Regions from separate parts of the Homo sapiens genome. Here all the other regions are linked to region 2. Evidence: chromatin loops called from intact Hi-C (ENCODE). Cell type or tissue: ascending aorta. All regions are shown on one strand.

The links. Hi-C counts contacts between places; a loop is a spot of excess contacts. Peaks named below come from ENCODE experiments on the same cell type or tissue, not always from the same donor. Only the 100,000 strongest peaks of a DNase experiment are listed, where the experiment ranks them.
Region 1: it touches region 2 in a loop (4-fold over the local background); 60 of 110 quality-filtered maps call a loop at or near these places.
Region 3: a loop joins it to region 2, with 4 times the contacts of the local background. A loop is called at or near these places in 40 of 110 quality-filtered maps.

What each region holds. Positions count from the first base shown.
Region 1 is chr16:87,064,404-87,072,403 of GRCh38, forward strand. No RefSeq gene overlaps it. Among named protein-coding and RNA genes, the nearest start is that of LINC02181, 11 kb to the left of the region's middle. In ascending aorta, no CTCF peak of the experiment used is centred here; a DNase peak (open chromatin) is centred at 4,092; H3K4me3 peaks cover 3,795 bases; H3K27ac peaks cover 4,900 bases.
Region 2 is chr16:87,274,947-87,282,946 of GRCh38, forward strand. The region is part of intron 3 of LOC101928682 (a long non-coding RNA gene); the gene reads right to left. Among named protein-coding and RNA genes, the nearest start is that of C16orf95, 38 kb to the right of the region's middle. RefSeq lists an enhancer at 4,097-4,602. In ascending aorta, a CTCF peak has its summit at 3,858 (motif pointing left); a DNase peak (open chromatin) is centred at 3,865; H3K4me3 peaks cover 811 bases.
Region 3 is chr16:87,197,260-87,205,259 of GRCh38, forward strand. No RefSeq gene overlaps it. Among named protein-coding and RNA genes, the nearest start is that of C16orf95, 120 kb to the right of the region's middle. In ascending aorta, a CTCF peak has its summit at 6,100 (motif pointing right); DNase peaks (open chromatin) are centred at 4,032 and 6,102; H3K27ac peaks cover 2,881 bases.

The sequences.
Region 1 (8,000 bases), 210 kb before region 2:
CATTAAAAAAAATGTGTCCTAGGACCCTAAAATCAGGCTTGCTATTGTGTTACAGGCACACTTTACTTCATTTCGGGTGTGTGTGCATGTGTGTACCAAAGTATTTAAATTTTGTAAGTTAATTTCTCACTCAATAGAGTTGGAAAGATCTGGACATTATAAAGGCAAACTCATTTTCTGCTGGAATGAAATGAGAAAACGAAAATTTTAAAAATTCATTTTATTAGGTAAATTTAGTAGGGACTCACTGGGAGCCTCTGAAATACACCAGCCCGCTTCTGCTTACTTTCTCCGTCTTTCAGAGTCTTAAAATGAAAATCAAAGTCACTCCCCCTCCCCTTCTTATCCGATGTTTGCATAGAAATTGTAGAGTTTCTTTTCCTAAAAGTGGAGAATGGTGCTGAGAGCCGAGGGGGTGAGTTCAGACAAGAAGCCCTGGAGAAAGGGAACTCCGCGCTGAAGGCAGGGAAGGCGGCGAGATGGAGGAAGGGGTCAGAGGCGCCGGGGAAGACCGGGGGGCACTCACAGTTCCCGAGTCCGCTTCTGTCTCCTGGTCCTGATTCCAAAAGGAAATGTGACTCTTTTGTGCAGAACCAGAAATGAACATCCAGGAAGTCGGCAAAATCACTAACTAAACAACCAATGGAGGAAAAACAACATTAAAATTCCAAATTTGGGGTTTTTTTTCCATAATGGAACAGAAAATGAATTGAAGGGAGGGGAGGGGAAGAGGACAGTTTTCAGTATATTTTAATTTTTTCCTGTGACCTGAGCTGGGCCCCAGGTTAATCCAAGTTTGAATCTGGAATCTTTGCTCTCCTACATCTACATCCTATAAAGGGTCACTTGACTGCAATAAATTCAGGCTGATCGCAAACCCCAAACTTCGCTGTATGAACAGTCTAAGCTCCTGCCGACGATCTGAAATGAGTTTTCCTATGAAAATATACTTTAGAACTCAGCGACCCCCACCCTAACGAAGGCCTTCAATGACAGGAAATGTTTGCCATTTTAAGCACTTTTTATTTGCATTTGCTCTGAAGCTGAGGGAGTTAGAGGAGAAACGTACGTTTAATGCTGGTTGTGAAATTAAGATGGATGGAGGAAGTGTGGACGCATGTGTGTTTCAAGGACCCAGACCGGACATCCTGGGTCCTGCAATTAGCCTCAGCAACAAGGGTAACTTTGCTCTGAATTCCCACAAAAGCAAGAAAGAGATTGCCTGTTGCAGTAGGGCCGTATTTTACATTCTCTTGTGTTGTTGATAAATTGGAAGAGAAATGCTTCCTCTTTTCAGCCGGTTAGACTTATGAAAAATGGCATCTTGCAGTGTTTGTGGGGTGGAGATGTGTTTGTGCGAGTGTTTTCTCTCTGGGATCAAAAGAGGAAAAAAGATTTTTTTTTCCCCAAAATCACCTAAATACTGGAGCTCCGAAACACGCAGCATGTGTATAAAATTGTCCTTCAGAAATCCATCTTGAATTTTTTTTTAAAGTCCTCTCTTTGATCAAAAGCCGGCAAAGAATTACATTTTTCTCCATTCTGTTGCATTTCACATGGACTAACACAGGGTGAGCCTAAACAAACACGCGGCCTGGCCATGAGTGCTTCTTTCAGTTCGAGTAGCTTGAGGTGGGCTGGATGCATTTAGGGGGGTGAGGGGAGAGGATGACAGTTGGGGGGATTCGTTAGAAGGAGGGGAGGAAGGCTACAAACTTTAGGGGAAGCTAAGACAGAAATAAACCCGTGATGAAAAAAAAACGTAAAACTGCCTCCCCGCACGGAGCCTGCACCGCGCAGCTTCACTGTTGAAATTCTTCTGCCCGAAAGATAAATGGCCTACTTTATTCAAGAGTGTCAAGTAGGGAAAACAAAACAAAACAAAAGCCCTTCAAAGTATATTTTCAGAAGATAATCTACTAAGAGGAGTGTGCGGGGGAGAAGGGCCGGCTCCGGGTAGGACATTCTGAACAAGGACCCCTGAGAACCTAGAGCTTTAATGGAGACAACCAAGAAAAGCCAGGGCTGGGCTGAGGCTCTTCAAGGGACAGGAAACCGGCCGACTCCATCCAAGCCCCCATGGAAATGGCTGCTCAGGGCCCCCCACGTGCAGCGTCTAAGCCACCAACAACACAGGGCCTCCCTGGCACCCCGGACGGTGTGCGAAGCTGCGGTGCAGATCCCGGGCCGTGGGCATCTTGAGCCACCACTGAGAGTGACGCCCTTTGTGTGGCATCTTCTCCAGTTGGAGGAAGGAGATGCCAGCCGGGCCAGTGACTCAGAAGAGGTGCCCTGTCATCTCTGCAGCCAGCCGGCATCTCCACGCAGGCCTTAGCGTGTGAAGGTGAGGGGACCTTCACCTCTACCAAGGCAGAGAACAGTCCCCGTGACCCCAGAGACTGCCCTAGAATCCCCCTCGCCCACAAGTGCAAGGACCCCGTAGCAGAGGGGCAGTGATCCCTGCTATGCCCCCCACAGCCTGGGAGCCACCACCCTGCCTGTTCATGTCCTAGGGACCCAAAGAACTTCCCCCAAACCCAGCCAATTGTATGGACAGTCTTTTGCCTGGCGTGGGGGCCAAGTGGACAATACCACACGGAGGACGGTGCTGAAAATTTCAAAGGAGAACCGTCTGAGGCGGCTTTGGCATTTCTCCTTTTGCTGCATGCAGAATGCGCAGAGCCCTCCATGCTCAAGGCAGGCGCCAAGGGGGGCAAGGTAACGTTCCCTGGAGCCGCAGGCCTGGGGCGTGATTTATTAGCGGTGGCACAGGCCCGGGTGGAGTGCAAGGGAAGGCAAGGCGTTTTCTAGATGTTTAAGGTGGAGGAGAGGGACCAGGACACTTGTTACAAACGCTGACAAGGCCAGCTGCCACGTGGACATTCGGGGACCCAATAACCTAGCGGCCGTCTCCCCCGCCCACCTCTCCGGGTCCTAGGCCACTGCGCCAGTGAATACTCCCCGGGCTCTTGGCTGCTCACATTCTAGTTTTCAACCGTGTTGTGGCTGACACAACCCCACGCCTGGGGCTAGCAGGGAGCTGACAGCTTGGTGAAGGTGAGAGAGCGAGAGAGAGGGTGTACCCGTGGGGGAAGAGAAAACAAGAATGTTCTAGAAGGGAGACAGAGCCCAGTTCCTTGACCCAGAAGGCAGGCGCCATACACTTTTCTCTTTCACTGGTCTTTCCCTAAAATGCCAAAAAAATAAACCAGGGACGACATAAATGTACGTGCAGAAAGAGTTTAGAGATTTCATGCGTGCGCACACCCGACTGCGTTTTATTTTTACTTTATTTATTTGAAACACCAGGTCGTGTCTTCCTCCTAGAGGCCCTTTTTCTGACTGTGTTACCCCTGCTCCCACGGAGCTTCCCTCTTTAATGTAAACGAAGGCATTTCCCAGAGCCTTTTGCTGGAATGTTCTAAAATGCAGCATCGACACATTTCTATTTCGTTTTATTGCAGACTTTATTTTACGGCTCTGAGTGTGTGGGGTGTGTGGAGCCCGGGCCAGGGAGGAGGGTCCGGCTGCGGAGGAGCTCCCTGACGGTGCTGTCGGCCTCAAATAAATCCCAAAAAGTGACGGTCGAGCTGGCGAGAGAATTTGGGAAACCAACAGACAAAATATACAGCACAGCCCGTGGGCCTCCCCTTTACGAGCCACGGAGAGCTTCGGGGCTGGAGGGCCGGGGCCTGCGAGGCCACTCATTAGCGCCTGATGAATTGGACATGGGGCCGATGGCCCTCCTGGGGCAGCCAAATGCTCGAAAACCAAGTTTTATTAACCTAATAAAATGAGAGGGAAAAAAGTCAGGAAAATTTCAGCTGGAAGAATAAATGCAGGAGAGCGCAGTCAGTGAACCGTCTTTGAGTATATTCAGAATTATATGGGAGGCCAGGAGCAGCTCCCAAGAAGACCCTGCGTGCGCCGCTAATGTCTGATTTGGGCAGATCAGCGAGCAAATGCGACAACAGCCCACAGGGATGTGTTACAAATTAGTGCTTTTTCATCTTATTTAACACCAAAGCCAGGGAATGCGAGAGGAAAGTGGCCAAGGCCTGTCTTCCCGGCAACTTGGAGCACAAAAGGGATCCTGCCCCAGCCGTCCGAGGTCGGGGAGGGGAATGTGTCAGCCCCCAGGAATCTCATCCAGCGCCTGCCTTTCAGAAAGTGAAGGATCATGAATTAGAGCAAATAAATCAAGCGCACACAGGCATGAGAGGGTTTCTTTTATACACAAATACCTTCTGGACCCTACACTTTGGAACCAACCAGGGCCTGTGAGCGTCTATTTTAGGACACTGGCTAGTGGGAGCTGCGGCCGCATAGCTCCCGGAGCCGTGAGTGGCCATGTCCCGCAGGCCACTGCTGTGTGGACATAAGAACCCGCTTTGTCCGCGGGACTTTACGAGGCCACCCGCTTACTCACCTTGGACCCCCAGAAAGCAAGAGAGCAATTTATGATCTCTGGATCCCCGGGCAAAGGCGGCTGGAGGCCTGTGTTTGCAGTGTCCCTGCACAGGAAGGGAGGACAGCCCAGTGCCAGACGCGTCGGTGAGAGCACGCGCAGGAGAGGGGCTCTGCCTTCAGTCTGGTTCCTGCGTAGGTGCCCGCCAGCCTCAGTGCTGGCACCGCTGCACGGTCACGGATGTGGCAATGCACCCACAGAATCAACAAGCCCCGGCACCCACAACCGCTGCCTCCTGAGTCCAGCAGAGAAAGGAAAGTCTAGCCCGACCCAATGGGCCAGCACACACCTCCCCACAGGCCGTCCCTTCGTGTACATATGTACATATATGCACTCATATGTTCTATAGACGTCCCCATGTTGTCCTCTGCTCCCTTCCTGAGCCGTGTTCTATCCTCTGGGTGCAGTGCCTCTACCGCAGCCATGTTTCAGGTCCTTGCCGAGCACTGATGGGAATAAGTCGGTCCTCACTTGTGTATTCATCAGGCATCCAACTCCTGGGCTTTTTATGCAGCTCTGAAAGTTGGGACTGTTCCTTTTTTTTTTTAAGTTGCTTTAAAATGTCACCACTACAGGGGATTTTTAGAGTGACAAAACTATTTGTATGATACTCTAGGGCTGGATATTTTTCTTTACATTTTCTTTACATTTGTCCAAACCCATAGAATATTCAACACCAAGAGTCAACCCTGATGCAGACTGTGGACTTTAGTTAATAATAATGTATCCATTTTGGCTTATGGGTTGTAACAAACATAACACGCCAATGCAAGACGAGAATAATAGGGGCATGGGGAGGATTAGAGGGGAACTCTATTTCTGCTCAGTTTTTCTGTAAATGTGAAACTACTCTAAAAAATAAAGTCTAGTAATTTAAAAAATTCACTGCTAAAATGATAGGATTTTTTTTCTTCGCCTGTTCTCTTCCAGTTTGGTATTTCCTGGGAAAAGACTTTCAGAAAGTAGCAACGTTCAAAACAAAACAAAAAACTCGCACCAATGCGCAGCTATTCCTGCCTCCCACCTGAGGCCACTCCGTGCAGGGTCCCATCTCGGAGGACATTTTCTGAGACTGATCTCAGCAAAGACAGGGGTGTTTGGAGCGTCTGCTGCAGTGACGACAATGAAAGCCAAGTTGTTTAAACTGTATTCTCATTCATTTTTATTTGTTACGCTAATGTCCCATGGCGCTGAGTGCAGTGACAAGATCACTTTAAATAAACTGAAATTCTGCTTTCCTTTCGCAGTTGACGCGAACCAATTTACAGTCCAGTGTAAGCCTGTCAACTGGGATTAAAGGATAATACTACCCCGTCCTCGGAGGCCAGAGAGAAGGGTTGAGTCTGCCCACCCACGGTCTGCAAACCTGCCACAGGTTTACAGAGGAGGTCTCCTTTGGGAGGGGACTCCGGGGTGATGGTTTACCTGGGAGTTCCTGGCTCAACATGTGCCTCCCCGTCAGGCTTTGGCAGGAGATGGTCCCCCCTGCCGGGTTTGGCAGGAGATGGGCCCTGTCCCTGGTTAGAGAGAGAGAGAGAGAAAGAGAGAGGGACAGAGAAGAGAGAGACAGAGATAGAGACAAAGAGAGACACAGAGACAGATATAAGAGGGATAGAGATAGGCAGAGATAGAGAAACAGAGGGAGGGAGAGAGAGACAGATAGAGATGGGGAGGGAGAGAGACGGACACAGCAGTGCATATAAACCAGAAGCAGTGCCACCCTGGTGTCCTCCCTGGGGAGAGACATCTGCAGACACCATCATTCCACTGTGGATGCGGGCATGGCCGCTGGGCTGACCCTGGGACCATGCTCCACACCAAGCGTCAGCCCAGCCCTCTTGCAGTTTCCTCCATTTCTGCAGCCAAGGGGATGCCACCGGGTGGTGGTGGGACAAACTCAGGCGCCCTCCTCCGGCTCCTCTAGGTGGAGGTTGGAGGACGGGGGTGGTCCCATGACTTCAGAAGCTGTGCACACAGGGAGAGGCTGGGAGGATGTTGCTGTGGCCAGCGCCAGCCCTGCATGGCGCAACCCCTGTGCGATGGGATTCCTCTCTGCACTGGAACCCAGGCCAGTTGCAGCTTGGGGGAGCAGATCCTGGCCCCTCCACAATGGGGGGATGCATTTCCAGCCAGCTCCCATTTCACAGAAGGCCAAAAAAGGAGGGACACTGGGGAACTCCTTGCACTGGGATTTGGAATCTCAGGCCCCTGTGAACAGGAGCCCGATTCCTGCCCTTCCGGGCTCAGAGAACTTCAGCCGTTTCTGAACCTCTGATCCTTGCTTACTCCCCTCATGGGTAAAATTTCACCTACTTCCCAGGCTGTGAGGATTAGAGGTCATCAGTGCTATCTAGCATGAAATACACACTCAAAATGTTAAAGGTGGGTGTTGTTCATATTCCGTGAGGCTGTTGACCATCTCTTGCGGGTGGGGGCGGTCAGGCACCAGAAGAGGCACAGTGAGAGTGCTGGAAATGCCTGACACATTGGGATCCTCCCATTCACAGTCCTTCCTCGTTATTTTCTAGTCTGAGCCACAGATGTTTATATGGCACTTCTTAACTGGTGGTGGCATTTAAAAATAAACTTCAGCTAGTTCTAACCATAAACAAGAAAAAATTGTCAGAGTTTATGTTTATATGGTGCTTCCAACCAGCCAGTCTAAGTACCTAGCACATGTTAACACCTATAACCCTCACCACACTGCACCAAGTCCCCTAGAAGGCAGAGGCTGTTTCATTCCCATTTTACAGGTCAGAGAACCAAGTCAAGGGAGGAGAAGTGATTTGCCAACTGCTGTTTAGCTCATAAGTGGCAGCGCTGGGATTTTTTCTTTTTTTTCTTTTTTTCTGACGGAGTTTCACTCTTGTCACCCAGGCTGGTGCAGTGGTACGATCTCAGCTCACTGCAACCTCCGCCTCCCAGGTTCAAGCAATTCTCCCACCTCAGCCTCCCGAGTAGCTGGGATTACAGGCACATGCCACCATGCCCAGTTAATATTTTTTGTATTTTTAGTAGAGACAGGGTTTCACTATGTTGGCCAGCCTGGTCTCCAACTCCTGACCTCAAGCAATCCACCCACCTCGGCCTCCCAAAGTGCTGGGAGAGCTGGGATTTTAACCCCACCACCTGGTCCTGGGTCTGGGCACCTGGCCACTAGGCCATGACTGCCTCTCGTAAGCGGAGGTGACTTGAGGGGCCGCCTCTTGCTAAGGCTGGTTATGAAAACCCAAGAGCTAAGAAAAACACGTTCCACTCCATTCATTTCTTCACCAAAACTGTTTTAGGAAACAGGAATCAGAAAGGAAGCCTAAGGGGAAAACGCTGGATTCAGAGGAGACTTGACTGGAAAATAGGCTTGGCTGAGCCCACAGTCACGGGAGGGCTGTTTTCCTACCTGGACACCAGGATGCCGTCGGACGAAATATGCTGACTCAGGATCCCACTTGCCTTTCCAGATGTCAGCTGGCAGCGGATCTCTCCTGAGAGCCTGGAAAGACTCCAGGGGTTACAGCCCCTACCTATGGCCCTT
Region 2 (8,000 bases):
AGAATTCCTCCCTCCCAGAAATACCTCGGAGTTTGCTCATAAGGTCCTCCCCTGATTGGATAAGGCCCACCCACACTGTCAAGGGTAATCTGCTTCCCTTGAGGTCAGCTGATGGGAGAGGCTGACCACATCCACCAGCACCTTCTCAGCAGCACCCAGATGGGTGTCTGACTGGACCATTGGGCACGGGAGCCTGGCCACAGGACATGTGAACCCCACCGTCAGCCCATCAGGGTCTGAGCCAGGTATCAGAACCCGCCCAGGTATAAGAATCCACTCGCGTGTCAGAACCCAGGACCCAGTGATACCAGAGGATCGGAACCCGCTCGGGTTGACACACCAAGGAGTCACACCTGCTTCTCACTCCAAAGTGCTTCTCGTAGACACGCTTTTACAGGCTTTCTTTGACATGAAATGTTACTTGGGAGACTCTCCAGCACACTGCAAAATGTAAACTGTGATGGTATGCATATGCGCCTGTATATCAGAGGACCAACATGAGATGTGTTGTTGAAAATCTTTTTGTTGGGTTGCCTCAGAAGGGCTGTCTTGCTAAACAATGGATTCTACAAAGTGACCAAGCAATAAAAAGAAACTTCGAGTTTTAAATTTCAGCTAATTCTCTCATCTACAACAAACCCTTCTTTAATAAAAATGACTGCAATGAAAAAATCCCTAAATAACAAAAAAGCCGCCTGACTCAAATCAATGAGCAATATCACTCCAGCCACATCCAATGGAATGAAACGGCACAAGATTACTGCTATGAGATCCGACCCGTAGAATTCAAATGTGCATGACCTTGTCCTTATGAAATGAATGGTGGGAGCGGAGAAGCCAGCAAAGGAGAGTTACATTCAACTCAAAACCAGGAAGTCAACTTCTCCTAAGAAAGGCCCCTTAAAATGTTCAGGAGAGTTTGTATAATCACAAATACATAGGGGAAAAAAATCGTAAATATACTTTTCATTACGGTTGAAGAAATGGAAGAGAAGTCTACTTTGCAAATGTGGGGGGAAGCCCTCTGACTCATGAAATGGGGGGGTAGGGTAAGGGAAGGAAACATTTGGGATTAAATATTGTCATTTGAGTGGCGCAGCTGATGAAAGCCAGGAAATTCTAAATGTGTGCACCGACAATCTGCCACTCCAATTTTACACTCCGGACTCCTGAACAAAAGCTACACTGTGAGGTGCCTGGGGACGGCGCTGGCGTGACTGCGGAGGGAACGGGGCACAGGTTTCCTTTCAATTTAATGACTTTTCAGTGGTGAGTGTGAAAACCAAAATGTTGTTCTGCGAGGCAAGGCGGACGCTTGGCCCTGCCCCCTCCCCCAAGCACTCCAGTGAGATGATTTCGTGACTGGGGACAGTCATCTTGCCCTGTGTCACCTCGAAGCATTTAAATCCTGCTCCCACCAGCAAGATCCCTCCTGCCCTCCATATGGACGCATGGGGGCAGCCACACCATCCCTGGGTCCTGAGCCCAGACAACCCTGGCACTGTCCCCACCATAGTGAATTAACCCTGGCCATGGCTGATGCTGGCTCTCTACAGAAAGCCAAATGCCAGCGTGCAGGGAATCAGCCCAGGAGGAGACTCTGTGTGTGTTCAGAGTCAAAGAGCCCCTTAGAATGGCAGGCACTGTTCGCTGATGTGCATTCTGGGGTAAATGACAAGGAGACCGTAAGTCACAGTGCCCCCAGGGCTCCCTGTGTTTATTTACTGAGTTCAGCCAACAGCCTCCGAAGTGATTTAGACGGCCCTCCAGATAAAACTCTGGGAGATTCAAAAGGAGCTTTTACAAACTTAACCTTGCCTGGGTGGTGGGCGCAGGCGGGCGGGAGAAAGCACAGAGGAGGCATCGGAAGGGGCCTGGGGCCTAAGACCACCTCCCGTGACCGCCTCTGAAGTCTAGGGGTGGTTCTTTGAGCATAAGACTGAGGTGTCCGAGGGACAGAGGTACCCTAGGCCCCAGGCCCAGGAACCCAGAGCAAAAACAGCTCCGCAAGTCGCCTGCCCAAGCATGAAGCTGCAGAGAGCATCGGAGGAAAAGAAAAAACACCCAGGCCTTGAGACCAGAGGGAGAAACCATGAAGCAATGGCCGGGTGCGGCAGCTCACACCCATAATCCCAGCACTTCGGGAAGCTGAGGCCAGAGAATTGTTTGAGGCCAGCAGGTTGAGGTTGCAGCGAGCTGTGACTTCACCACTGCATTCCAGCCTGGGTAACAGAGCAAGACTCCATCGCCAAAAAAAAATAAAAATGAAAAGAAAGGAGCAGAAGGCCGGGCATGGTGGCTCACGCCTATAATCCCAGCACTTTGGGAGGCTGAGGCAGGCAGATCGTTTGAGGTCAGGAGTTTGAGACCAGCCTGGCCAACATGGCGAAACCCTTTCTCTACTAAAAATACAAAAATTAGCTGGGCATCGTGGCAGGCACCTGTAATCCCAGCTACTCGGGAGGCTGAGGCAGGAGAATTGCTTGAACCTGGGAGGCAGAGGTTGCAGTGAGCCAAGATCGCGCCATTGCATTCCAGCCTAGGCAACAGAGAAAGACCCCATCTCAAAAAAAAAAAAAAAAAAAAAAAAAAAAAAAAAAAAAGGAGCAGGAAGAGAAGAGACATAAATAGTAGATTTGCTGAATCTGAGGATTCTTTCCCTTTCTGCACTTTCAGGCTGAGATCTCTGAGCTCTGAGAAAAGCCACTTGGAACCTCGCCAGTGGCCTCCACCCTTTTTCAGAGGAGAGCAAACACTGGCGCAGCCTGCACTTGTCCCTCCTTGTCAGGGATTTCTTTGCCCTGGCTTAAAGAACACCCCAGCCTGCACTAATGGGCCTAGGGCGATGCCCACACTTGCAGGGACCCACCACACACCGCCTGTCCTCCTCCTCCAGGCTGCCCCGCAGCCCTTCAGCCATGCAGGATGCTTTCCTGCCTCCACACCTCCACCTAGGCTGTTCCCTCTGTCAAATGCCCTTCCCACACGACTTCCCCCTAAGAAATCCTAATTGTCCCTTAACACTCAGCTCAAAAGTCATTTCCTCCAACGCACCTGGGACAGAAGAGACCACACTCTGCCCACGTTCCCCAGAAACTCCAGAGGGAGCAGGACACGCTTACCCCTGTGAGTCTGAGAGGCGGGGTTGGGTGTTCATCTGTGTGCACTTGGTCCCTGAACACGGCAGGTGCTCCATAAATGTCAGGCCCACTCCCCTAGACATCAAGAGGGCTGCATCCTCCAACAAAGCCCCTCTCAGTGACAAGCGTATCTCAGAGCCCCCACAGTCTCTGACCATAGCAACAGGACCAACATCCCAGTCGAAGCAGGGGTGTCCCAGGCAGCAGGCCAGGACCACGCCGCATGTTCACAGGCTCAGTTATAGCCGTCGACCACGCCACGGCGCCCAACCACGCCACGGAGCCCGACCACGCCTCGACCATGCCACGGCGCCTGAACTTTTATCTCCATTTCTCAGGTGAGGACCTGAGGCTCGGGTGGCCCCGTCACTTTCCTAGGGGCATTGGGCAAGAGGCAGGGACTGTGCACAGCCCAGAGCTGCCGTCTCCGTCTCTCAGAAAAGCAGCCCTGAGTCTCAGCCCTGCCATCCTTTCCCACAGGATTTCCAGGCAGGGCTCAAAGAAGTCCCTTCCTCACTCTAAGACGGGTCCTCAAAGCTCGGATGCAGGACCTGAATAGAGGCCTGCGCTCATTGATTTGATTTGATTTTTCCTTCTAGATAACTGGCTCAAATACCTATTGTTTTCCCTTGATCTTAAGGCAGCATTTTCAGGACAAGCAGGAGAGTCTCTACTTGCCTTCACCTCGGGCCATAAACCAGGGGACAGCACCACCTCCTGGCCGGCAGAGATGTGGCGCCCGCTTGGTGTCCGGCTTGCAGAACCCAGCAGCCGCCTCGGACGTCCTGAGCTGCCAGCCTCTCCAGTCCCAGTTAGCAGAGGAAGTCAATAGGGCACGAGTACCTCGTGCTCGTAAGGAAAGCAGGGTGGGCTGGCCTCACTGGGCTCGGGCAGCAGTGCGAGAGTGCAGGTGCTGCACCGTCAAAGGACAGGCACCACCAGCCTGGCCCATGAGCCAGAGGATGCGGGCTTCCTGCAGCTGGGAGCAAGGAGCACCTTGGAGAGGAGCCCAGGGGAGCTCCAGGAGGAGGATGACCGAGCCAAGGGAGCCCCGTCCATAAGCAAGATTGGGGGGCCACAGGGGAAGAAATTAGAGGTGCAGGGCAGACAAAATCAGAAGCCACAGTCGCTCAGTGCCCTGGGTATGACCTGGCACCGGGACACACCTAGCCAATACGTCCTAAAGAGAAACAGGAGGAGTTGTCAGCAAGGAGGCGTGTGTGCCGGCCGCGCGTGACAGTGTGTGTGTGCTGGGGAAAGACACGGATGAGGTAGGCAGGGGCTGCTGCCCGGAGCTTCCACGGGGTGGGAGAGAGAGCAGGAAGGACACGCAGAAGCACACAGATGATGGGGATGCATCATTTGTTCAATTAAATTTCCAAGCAAATCTCTCCCTGGCACTTCCGATAAATACTGCTGAAGGGCAAGCTAGCGTCCCCCGGAGGTAGAGGTCACTTGAACCTTTCATTCATTCACTAACCTGCTCACTCATTCATTCAGTAAATGTGAACTGCACTTCTGTGCCAGGCCAGGTGTTGCAGTAAGCACTTTATCCGCATCATTGTGTCATTAGATTTGTTTTTTTTTTAGGAGTCTTGCTCTGTCACCCAGGCTGCAGTGCAATGGTGCAATCTCAGCTCACTGCAACCTCCACCTCCTGCGTTCAAGCAATTTTCCTGTCTCAGCCTCCCGAGCAGCTGGGATTACAGGTGCACACCACCACACCTGGCTAATTTTTGTATTTTTAGTAGAGATGGGGTTTCACCATATTGGTCAGGCTGCTCTCGAACTCCTGACCTCAGATGATCCATCCGCCTCAGCCTCCCAAAGTACTGGGATTACAGGCGTGAGCCACCATGCCCAGCCTGTGTTATTAGATCTTCAGCATAACCGCCATGCAATAGGAATGAGATATGAAAAATTGTGTCCCAGATAAGTTAGTTAACTTATCCAAAGTTACACAGCTTCTGAGTAGCAGAGCTGGAATTTGAGCCAAGGTTCAGCCCCAAAGCCAAGATATTAATTGTGCTAAGTTCCATGGTGGCCCTTCACGCAGAAGGTATTTACTGAGCTCCTGTCATGGGGCAGGCAGTTGAGCCAGGCTCAGGGGCTACACCAGGGACCAGAACAGAGCTGCACCTGCTCACACCAAGCAGATGGGCAGAGGTAAGTCGTGGATGCACAAACCAGCAAGAGAAGAGGCACCAAGCAGAGCTGCCTCCACCCCGGCTCGCATCTCACGGCTCTGAGCCTCAGTTTTCTCATCTGGAAAACAGGGATAAAAATAAGCTGGTGTGAAAATTTAAAAAAATCTGATACCCAAGACATAACACCCCTGGTGCCCCTAAATACTTCAATGTGTATTTCCTGAAAGCAAAGACATTCTCTTTCTCAAGACAGCACAATCCTCAAAACCAGCAGAATTGCTTGGATACAGTGTTACTATCAAATCTGCTGACCTGACTTCCATTTTACCAAGTGTCCCAATAAAGGCTTGTGTACCAAAGAAAATACTGAACTATGCGTTGCAGTCAGTTGTCACATCTTTTTTATCTCTTTAGTCTTCTTCATCTGGGACATTCCTCAGTCTTTCTGGTCTTTCTCTCAGGCCAGGTATTTGATAGAAAGTTCTTCAGTTGGAGTTTGTCTGATATTTCCCGATGGTTAGACTCAGGGTTTGCATTCCGGGCAGGAAATCCGCAGAAGTTCCATTGCATCCTTCTCGGTGCCGCGTGTCGGGAGGCCATGAAGTCTATCTGTGCATGCATGGATGATGCTGATATTGATTAAGGTGTTGTCTGCCAGCTTTCTTCACTTTAAAGTTAAGACTTCACCCTTTGTAATTAGTATCCTGTGAAGAGGTTCTTTGAGACTATGTAAAAATCCTGTTACCTATGAAATTTTCACACACTAGTTTTAGCATCTACTGATGACTCTTTCCAACATCAATCATTACCATGATGGCGGCCGAGTTGTGGTTTTCTAATCACATTCTATCTTCATCAGCTGGCTCTGGAGCACACCTTCTTCAAGGCAGATTTTCACCGAGGAGTGGGAAATCCGTCTCCCGGCATCCTTCTTGTCCCTACAATTCGTTCTCCCCACAATACTCAGAGAGGACTTCTAAACAAGGAAGCCAAAACATGTTCACCTACAAGAGAGTGAAGGGGGAACCTCCATCCCACTCCATACACAAGAAATTAACTCAAAGTGGATCAAGCCCTTAAATGTAAGAGCCCAAACTTTAAGCTCTTAAAACATGGGGATAAATATTCATGACACTGGGGATTTCCAAAGGATTCTGAGCTATGGCACCAAAACCACAAGCAACAAAAGGAAAAATGTATATATAAACCTCATCAAACCTAAAAAGCGTCAGAGGACACTGTCAAAGAGGAAACAGATAATCCATGGATGGAAATAAATATTTACAGTACCTTGTACTAGACATCTTGTCATATATCTAGTATGAGATTTGTGCCTAGAATATATCAATAATTTTTACAACTCAATAAAAAAAAGATAAATAACCCAGGTGCCTGATAAATACTTGTCCAATAAATGAACTAATGAAAACCATACACACACACACACACACACACACACACACACACACACAATTTACTATGGTGCTTACATTCAAGACAATAGTCATTTTTAGAGAGAAAACTACTATTGTACTAGCATTGATTTCCCCCCAACAACCATCTTCTAGATTAGTGTTTTCATAGCACAGAGTTTGGGAAATTCCACACCAGGAGTTTGCTGTTCACCAAGACTCTCAATAGTTGCCAAAATTAGACCCAAGACTCAATATGGTATGAGCAAAACGAGCGTTTTCATGCACGCCTGGGTGGGGAGTGAACATTGGAACCATCTTTCCAGAGGGTGATTTGTCAACCATAAGCCTTAAACCCAGGTACACCCCTTTACCCAGGAAAGTTCTAGAAAATTACACCAAAGGAATAGTCACAGTTTGATATAAAGACTGGACAACGAAGACGTTTCTTGTAGCCGTGTTCATAATATCAGAAGATGAGATGTTACCTAAATGACTAACGTTAGGTAGTGATTAAATGCATCAGGGTGCACCAAGCCATGCCATGGAGTGCTATGCTTCTGAAGATGAAATCATAAAGGAAATCTGACATGGAAATTGTCATAGCGTATTGTGTAGTGGGGAAAAAAAGTGGGTTGTAAAATATTATGTAGATATAACAAATAAAGGACTTGTATCCAAGATACAGAAAGAATGTTACAATGTAAAAATAAAATGATAGCTAATTTAAAATGGGGCAAAGGGCCAGGGGCAGTGGCTCACGCCTGTAATCCCAGCACTTTGGGAGGCCGAGGTGGGCTGATCACCTGAAGTCAGGAGTTCGAGACCAGCCTAGCCAACATGGTAAAACCCCATCTCTACTAAAAATACAAAAATTATCTGGGTGGCGGCACGTGCCTGTCCCCAGCTACTTGGGAGGCTGAGGCAGGAGAATCGCTTGAACCCAGGAGGCAGAGGTTGCAGTGAGTCAAGGTGGCGCCATTGCACGCCAGCCTGGGAGACAGAGGGAGACTCTGTCTCTAAATAAATAAATAAATAAACAAACAAACAAACAAACAAATAAAATGGGGCAAAGCATTGAGGAGACATTTCTCCAAAGAAGATTCAGAAATGGATAGATACCAATAAGCACACGAGAGGATGTATCAGGAAAAAAGCAAGTCGCAATCACAACGAGATACCACACGCCATGTCTGCTAGGGTGGCCAGAATCAAAAAGACAGACAATAGTTGGTAAGGATGAGGAGAAATTAGAATCCACACGCAATGCTGGTAGGAAGGCAGTAGTGGAGCTGCTGTTG
Region 3 (8,000 bases), 78 kb before region 2:
GAAACACTATTTATGTCCCCATTTTATAGCTGATGAAACAAAGCATGCAGAGTTTGCATTCATCAGGGTTCTCCAGAGAAACAGAAGCAGTATATACGTATTATAAGGATTGGCTCATGCCACGATGGAGGCTGGGGAGTCCCGCAATCTGCTGTCTGCAGGCTGGAGGTCCAGGAAAGCCTGGTGGTGGTGCTGTAGTTGGAAGTCGGTCCAGTTGTAGTTGGTCCAGGTGGTGTGGTGGGAAGGCTGAGAGCTGGACAGCCAAGGGCATAGATTCCAGTCCAGATCTGAAGATCTGAGAACCAGGAGTGCTGAGGCAGGAGATGGATGTCCTGGTTCAAGCAGCCAGGCAGACAGCAAACCCCACTCTCCCCTGCCTTTTTGTTCTATTCAGGCCCTCAACGGATTGAATGGCACCCACCTACACTGGGGAGGGCCACCTGCTTTCCTCAGTCCACCAATTCAAATGTTGGCCTCTTCCAGTAATCCCCTCACAGACACATCTGGAAATCATGTTTAAGCAGCTACCTGGGCATACTTTCACCCAGTCAAGTTGACATTAAATTAATCAGCACAAAGGTGAACAGCTCACACCAGGGCACAAAGCTCACAAGAACAAGTAGGCAGGCCAGGCGCAGTGGCTCACACCTATAATCCCAGCACTTTGGAAAGCCAAGGCAGACAGATCACTTGAGCCCAGGAGTTTGAGACCAGCCTGACCAACATGGTGAAACCCTATCTCTACTAGAAATATAAAAAGTAGCCAGGAGTGGTGGCACATGCCTGTAATCCCAATTGCTTCAGAGGCTGAGGCATGAGAATCACCTGAACCTGGGAGACAAAGGTTGCAGTTACCCAAGATTGTGCCACTGCACTCCAGCTTGGGAGACAAAGTGAGACTGTCTCAAAAAAAAAAAAAAAGAAAAGAAAGAAAAGAAAAAGAAGAAAAAGAACCAGTAAGCAGAGCCAGGGTTTGAAGCCAGGCCTCTCTGCTGCCTTGTGTTCTGCACTTCAGGAGAGCCTCGAAGGTGGGAGCCACTACTGCCAACCCACAGCCAGAGCCACCTCTTCCTGAGCCTGGATGTAAAGTGTGGCCACATGACCTGCTCTGGCCAAGCAAATGGGAATGGAAGTGACATGTGCCCCCTGGGCAGAAGCATCCTGTGGCTGGAACCTCTGCTCTTTAGCTCTCCCTTGCCCAGCCCAGAGGAAGTGCGTGCTGACATGGAGGTGCCTCTAGATCAAAGCCACCTGGACGCTGAGCACATTTATAGGCGGTAGCTGTCCTGGTGAGCATTTGTTGACTATATCTCTGTGATATAGTCACAGATATATATATATCTGCCCACAGTTGACTATATCTCTGTGAGAAATCAGCATTGGCTGCACTGTGACCCTGATACGTGGGACTGTTTCTCACTGCCACAGAGCCCAGCCCATTCTGAACAACGAAGCTGTTTGTGTGACTTGCAAATGAAGAGTCTTGCCTGAGCCCCACGGGCCAGCATGAACTCTCACCGCTTTTCAATCAACTGAATGCCTCATCCTGTTTGCTTTTGCCGATTACATTGGTATAGTAAGACAGGCTTCCTCCTGGCCAGTCAGGGTGCTTGGCGGCGTCTGTACTGCAGGACCCATACGAGAGCATCCCCAGGGTTTTACCTCTCCCAGCCCATTGGCAACAGATGCAGTGACAGTGATGCCTGGAGACAAAGCCTGGATCACAGGCTCAATCTCTGACAGATCGCAGCCCCTCGGGAAGCCCATGGACTGTTCAGCGGGTGCTATTTCTGCTTGAAAATTACTTCTCAAAACCTTGCAATAAAAATGACCAAAGATGACCACGGGGCAGTGCAGGGGGCACCTTGAAACTGACGAGATAAAATACAGGGGTATTTGACCATGTGGGACCCGCAAACACCACAGAGTATCTAATAATTTCAACAAGCGATAGTCTCTAAAAACAACAACAGCACCACCCAGGCTGGGTGTGGGGGCTCACACCTGTAGTCCCATTGGGCGGCTGAGGCAGGAGAATCACTTGAGCCCAGGACGTCAAGGCTGCAGTGAGCAGTGATTGCACCACTGCATGCCAGCCTAAGCAAGAGAGCAAGACCTGCTTCAAAACCAAATGACAACAACAACAACAAAACACCCACAACAACAAAAAAACCCACAACAACAAAAAAAAACCCACAACAAAAAAACACCCACAATAACAACAAAACACCCACAACCACCAAAAAACACCCACAACAAAAACACCCACAAAAAAAAACACCCACAAGAACAAAAGAACACCCACAACAATAAAAAACCAACAACAAAAAACACCCACGAGAACAACAAAAGAACACCCACAACAACAAAAAAACCCACAACAACAAAAAAACCCACAACAACAACAAAAACACCCAGAACAACAACAACAACAAAACACCCACACCATTTTGGTTGCATCGTGAGGGAGTCTCAGGCACTAGGTCTCGCCCTCAGACTCCCACTATTGAATGTTCTTTCTTGGGCTCATTTTCAGTAATAAACAGTCTCAGAGCTCCAGAGCAGCCCGCCCAGCCTTCCCAGCATGAACACGCATCTTCCTAAACAACGCTGCGGGTCAGTAGTAAGATACTTACTAAGTGCACACTACGTATTGGGCACTGTGCTCAGCCTCAGGGACCCGTCAGCGAATGGAGACCCAGCCCTCAACTCCCAGTCTCATGAGGGAACAGACACAAAAGGCACATCTGCAAATGGCCAGGACAGGCCTTGGGTAGCCCTGCTCAGGACTGGAACTGTGGCCCTCGGGCGCACTGCCCAGGCGGGGGTCCTTGAGCCAGAATGATCAGCCAAAGAGAAGTCTGAGCTGCAACTTAAATGAGAAAGGCAGTGTTGAGGATGCACTTACCACAGCCAGAGCTGAGACAGAGAGGAAGACTCGGAGGGGACACTAGAGCCATCTGTGATTGAGGGGCAGTCCCATCCACTCTACATCCCCTCCATCCCCCAGTGCTGGGTCTGGGCTAGGACAGACATGGAAGAAGGCCATCAGGTGTGGCCACTAAGAGTTCACGTGCTGGGTCAGACACACACAAGTGCTACTCTGACCTGTCACCTCTCCACGCAGTGTTCTCAGCCAAGAAACCTCCCCTAACCACAGACTCCTCACCTGTAAAGTGGAGAGAATGATCACATTTGCCCCCAGATCTTTGCTCTCCTGAGCATTTACCCCAGAGAAGTTCAAACTGAGGTTCACGCAAAATCTGTAAACAAATGTTCATACCAACTCTGCTTGTAATAGCCGAGAGGTAGAACAAGCCCACTTGCTCTTCAACAGGTGAAGGTATGAACTGTGGTTCATCTGCACTGTGGGGTGCTACTGGGCAAGAAAAAGGAACAAAAGAAAAAAGAAGGAGCTAATGACACACAGGACAACTTGGGAGGACCTCCAGGAAACTATGATAAATGAAAAAAGACAATCTCAAAAGGTTACTCTATGATTCCATCTATGTAACATTTTTGAAATGTTACATAAAACATTTAATAACATTTAAAGTGTTACGTAACATTTTAGAAATAGAACACAGATACGTGGTTGCCAGGGGTCAGGGAGAGGGGTGGGAGATGGGATGGGAGGAAGGTGGGTTGTTCCCCTCTTTGTGTCCATGTGCATTCAATGTTTAGCCCCTACTCATAAGTGAGAATATGCAGTATTTGGTTTTCTGTTCCCGCATTGATTTGCTTAGGATAGTGGCCTCCAGCTCCACCCATATTGCTGCAAATGACATGATCTCATTCTTTTTTTTATGGCTGTGTCCTATTCCATGGTGTGTATGTACCACATTTCCTTTATCCAGTCTACCATTCACGGGCATTTAGGTTGATTCGGTCTCTTTGCTATGGACTACACCCATTTTAAGGAGGTGCAGACTGAAGCCACACAGCTCATAAGCAGCAGTGTCCAGCTGGACCTGAGCTCTCCGATTCCAAAGCCTGTACATTTTTCAGGAGCCTCATGAGGCTGAGCCACGTCACACTGGCAGCCCACACTCTGGAATGAGTCAGTCCCCAGGGAGCAGAACAGCATCCGTCTTAACTGTTTGTGGAGGTGAGGCCAGATGAATTTCTCATGCTACTTTTTTTTTTCTTTTTCTTTTTTCACTCTCTTTTTTTTTTTTTTTGAGACAAAGTCTTGCTCTGTTGCCATCTCGGCTCACTGCAACCTCTGCCTCCTGGGTTGCAATGATTCTTCTGTCTCAGCCTCCCAAGTAGCTGGGATTACAGGCTCATGTCACCACATCCAACTAATTTTTGTTTTTTTGGTATAGATGCGGTTTCACCATGTTGGCCAGGCTGGTCTCAAACTCCTGACCTCATGATCCACCCGTCTCGGCCTCCCAAAGTGCTGGGATTATAGGCGTGAGCCACCGGTCCCGGCTCTCATGCTACTTTTAAAAGCTCCTGGCCCCTCAAAACCCATCAGAACCACCCTACCACCCACCTCTGACCTCCAAGCTCCTGCCCCTGCCTGTGTTCTGTTCCCTCACACCCTGTTGCTGGCACTGCCATACCCCTAGTGACTTTTATTCTCCAAGCACACTCAGTTTCATGTAAAACCATGGATTGTAACAGGCACTCCACTCTGTGTTTTATCCTCGCTTCCTTCTTTGGGGAAACTGCCCCTCCCAGCTCCAGCCTTGGGGCACCCACACACCTCAGCACATGATTGGCCCAAAGGGTAGGCATGTGATCTAGGCCAGTCCAATGAGAGTCAGCCCTGGGATTTTCCATCATAGAACAGGACAGACATTCTCTGTCCCTTCCTTGTTTTTACGCAGTAAGTTGGTTAAGATTTTCCTGGATTTTTTTGTATGCTGAGTAATTTTGATTTGTATCCTGGAATTTGGGAGAAATATGAGGAAAATGCTGCAAGGATGAGAGCTCAGAGTGTTCCCTGGCCATAGGCACCCCACCTTATGAAGAAAGCCTCAATGCAACGGAGGGAACAGAATGACAATTCAGAGAGAGGTGGACACCTGTGATGGAGGGGGGAGATGAGGACATGACAGCATTTGCGTTTCCAGATTTAGACTTCCCTGGAACCAGCCATTCCTACGTTTTCCCCGGTTCAGTTAAGTGAGTAAATTAACATTGTTTTACTTAAGCTTTGAATTTAGCAGGCTTCCACCTGCAGCCATAACTGTCCCAACTAAAACAGTGAAGAAGCCATCAGAAGGGCCTGGGATGGAGGATGAGGTGGAGTCAACACTCTCCACCCTCTTCTCCACCGAATGCAGCTGGGATGTCCGACAAGAATGCATGGAGCAGCTGTGTGAGGACTCTGAACTGTAGACCCAGCAGGCAGACTAGAAAAAAAAATTCAGTTTCACTGAACTAGAGCTGAGTCTCCCATTATTTCCCCCAGTATCCCCAGCCTAGACTCAAAGTGACCTCAAAATGAACACAGGTGCCAGGGTCAGAGAAAGAGCGCTTCAGGAGAGGGAAGGGGGACAATGAGGCAAATCTCAGTTTTCTTTTTATTTTCTTCTGTTCTGTTGCACCCCAGTTCTCCAACAATTCCGTGGCTTTACTAATGACAGTGACTACTGCATGGCCCATGGGCTCCTGAAACTCAGAGTGGGCAGAACCTTCCTCTCTGATAAGAAAAATCTGTGTTTCCACGAGATCAGAGTGGACCCCAGGTGTGTGTTCTCTCTCTCTCTCTCTCTCTCTCCCCCTCCCCCTCCCCCTCCCCCTCCCCCCCCCCCTCTCTCTCTCTCTCTCTCTCTCTCTCTCTCTCTCTCTGCTCCCACCTCCTAGTCCCGGACTTGGCCACAGTTATGAGAAGTATGTGGCAAAACAGAATAACTGACAGCTCAGCTTTCTGACTGCACAACCCCAAAAGGAAGCCCCAGGGAGCCTGAAAAATGCCAGGGAGATTGCAGAGAGGGCAGAGATCAGGAAAGAGACAGTTTAAAGTTGTTCATGAATCCTGGGCTCACCCTTAAACTGCACAGGCACGCATTTGACCCTACACAGCAGACCCAAGACATTGAGAACGGAACTCGAGGATAAACCGTCGCCAGGCCCAGGCCTGGCCACTGGGTGGCGCACGCACAGGACAGCTCTGAAGAGCACTGCCCTGCTTTGACGACTGAGTGGCCACTGGGAGCACAGCTCGCAGAGGCTGCTCGGAACCTGTTGCCTGAATCCAACCACCTTGATTGACCACTGAAACCAAACTATCAGCATCCTCCATGGCATTTAAACAAGACCTAGAGCCTCCTAATATAGGATGCAAAATTCCAGGATACAGACCAAAATTACTCAGCATATGAAAATACAGGAAAATCTTAACTTGTACAAGTAAAGATAAGGAACAAATCCCAACAGCAAGATGACACCAGTGTTACAATGATCAGAAAAAGCCAGGCATGGTGGCTCCCGCCTGTAATCCCAGCACTTTGGGAGGCCGAGGTGGGCAGATCACTTGAGGTCAGGAGTATGAGACCAGCCTGGCCAATATGGTGAAACTCTGTCTCTACTAGAAATACAAAAATTAGACAGACATGGTGGCAGGCACCTGTAATCCCAGCTACTCGGGAGGCTGAGGCAGAAGAATAGTTTGAACCCAGGAAGCGGAGGTTGCAGTGAGCCGAGATCACACCACTGCACTCCAGCCTGGGCAACAGAGTGAGACTACGTCTCGAAAAAACAAAAATAAAAATAAAATAATAAAATAATAATAATAATAATAATAATAATAAGGAAGTATCAGAAAAGTCTTCGAAGCAGTTATTATAGAAATACTCCAAGAAGCAAGAGCAAACACTGGTAAAGCAAATGGAAAGATAGAAAGTGTAAGTAAAGAAAGAGAAGATATACAGAAAAACCAAACTGAACTGTTAGAACTAAACAATATGATAATCAAAATTTTAAAAGTCACCAGATGGGCTCAATAACAAAATCAAGATAACAGAGCAATGAGTCATTAAATGTGAGGATAAATTAATAGAAATCGTCCAACCTGAATAACAAAGGGAAAAAGAAGCAAAATTTTAAAACCAGAAAAAAAACAAATGAACAGAGACTGAAGCACCTGTACCAGACGCCTGACGTCCACATCACAGGAATTCTAGATGGAGAAAAAAGAGAATGCAGGGTAGAAAAACATCAGAGGAAAGAAATGTCTCGAATTTGTCAAAAAGCAAAACCTCCAAATTCAAAAAGTTCAGTGAATCCCATAAAAGGGTATACTCAAAGAAACCCATGCCTAGACACATCAGAGTCAAAATGCTGAAAGCAAAGACCAAGAAACAATCCTGAAAGCAGCCAAAGAAAAACAATGTAACAGGAAAATAATGAAGCAAAAATTGATAGGACCAAAAGAAGAAACAGACAAATGATCAATTATAGTTGGAGACTTCAATCTTATTCTCTAGGTAATTCAGAGAACAAATAGGAAGTCAGCAAAGATAAAAATGAACAGAATGGCCCCATCAAGCAACTGGATGTCATTTACATTTACACCACACCAACAACAGCAAAAAAGGAAGAAAAAGAAAAACCTTCTCTTTGAGTACACATAGAACATTCACAAAGGCTGGGCATGGTAGCCCACACCTGTAATTCCAATACTTTTTTTCTTTTGAGACAAAGGCGATAAGGTCTTGTTCTGTCACTCAGGCTGGAGTGCAGTGGCGCAATCTCGGCTCACTGCAGCCTCGACCTCTGGGCTGAAGCAATCATCCTGCCTCAGCCTCCCAAGTAGCTGGGACTACAAGCACACACCAACACATTTGGCTAGTTTTTAAATGTTTTGTAGAGATAGGGGCCTCAGGATTACAGGTGTGAATTACCACACCCAGCCTAATCTCAGTACTTTAGGAGGCCAAGGCAGGAGGATCACTTGAGGCCAGGAGTTTGAGACCAGCCTGGGCAATATAGTGAGATCCTGTCTCTACAAAAAATTTAAAAGTTAGCCAGGTGTGGTAGTGCTT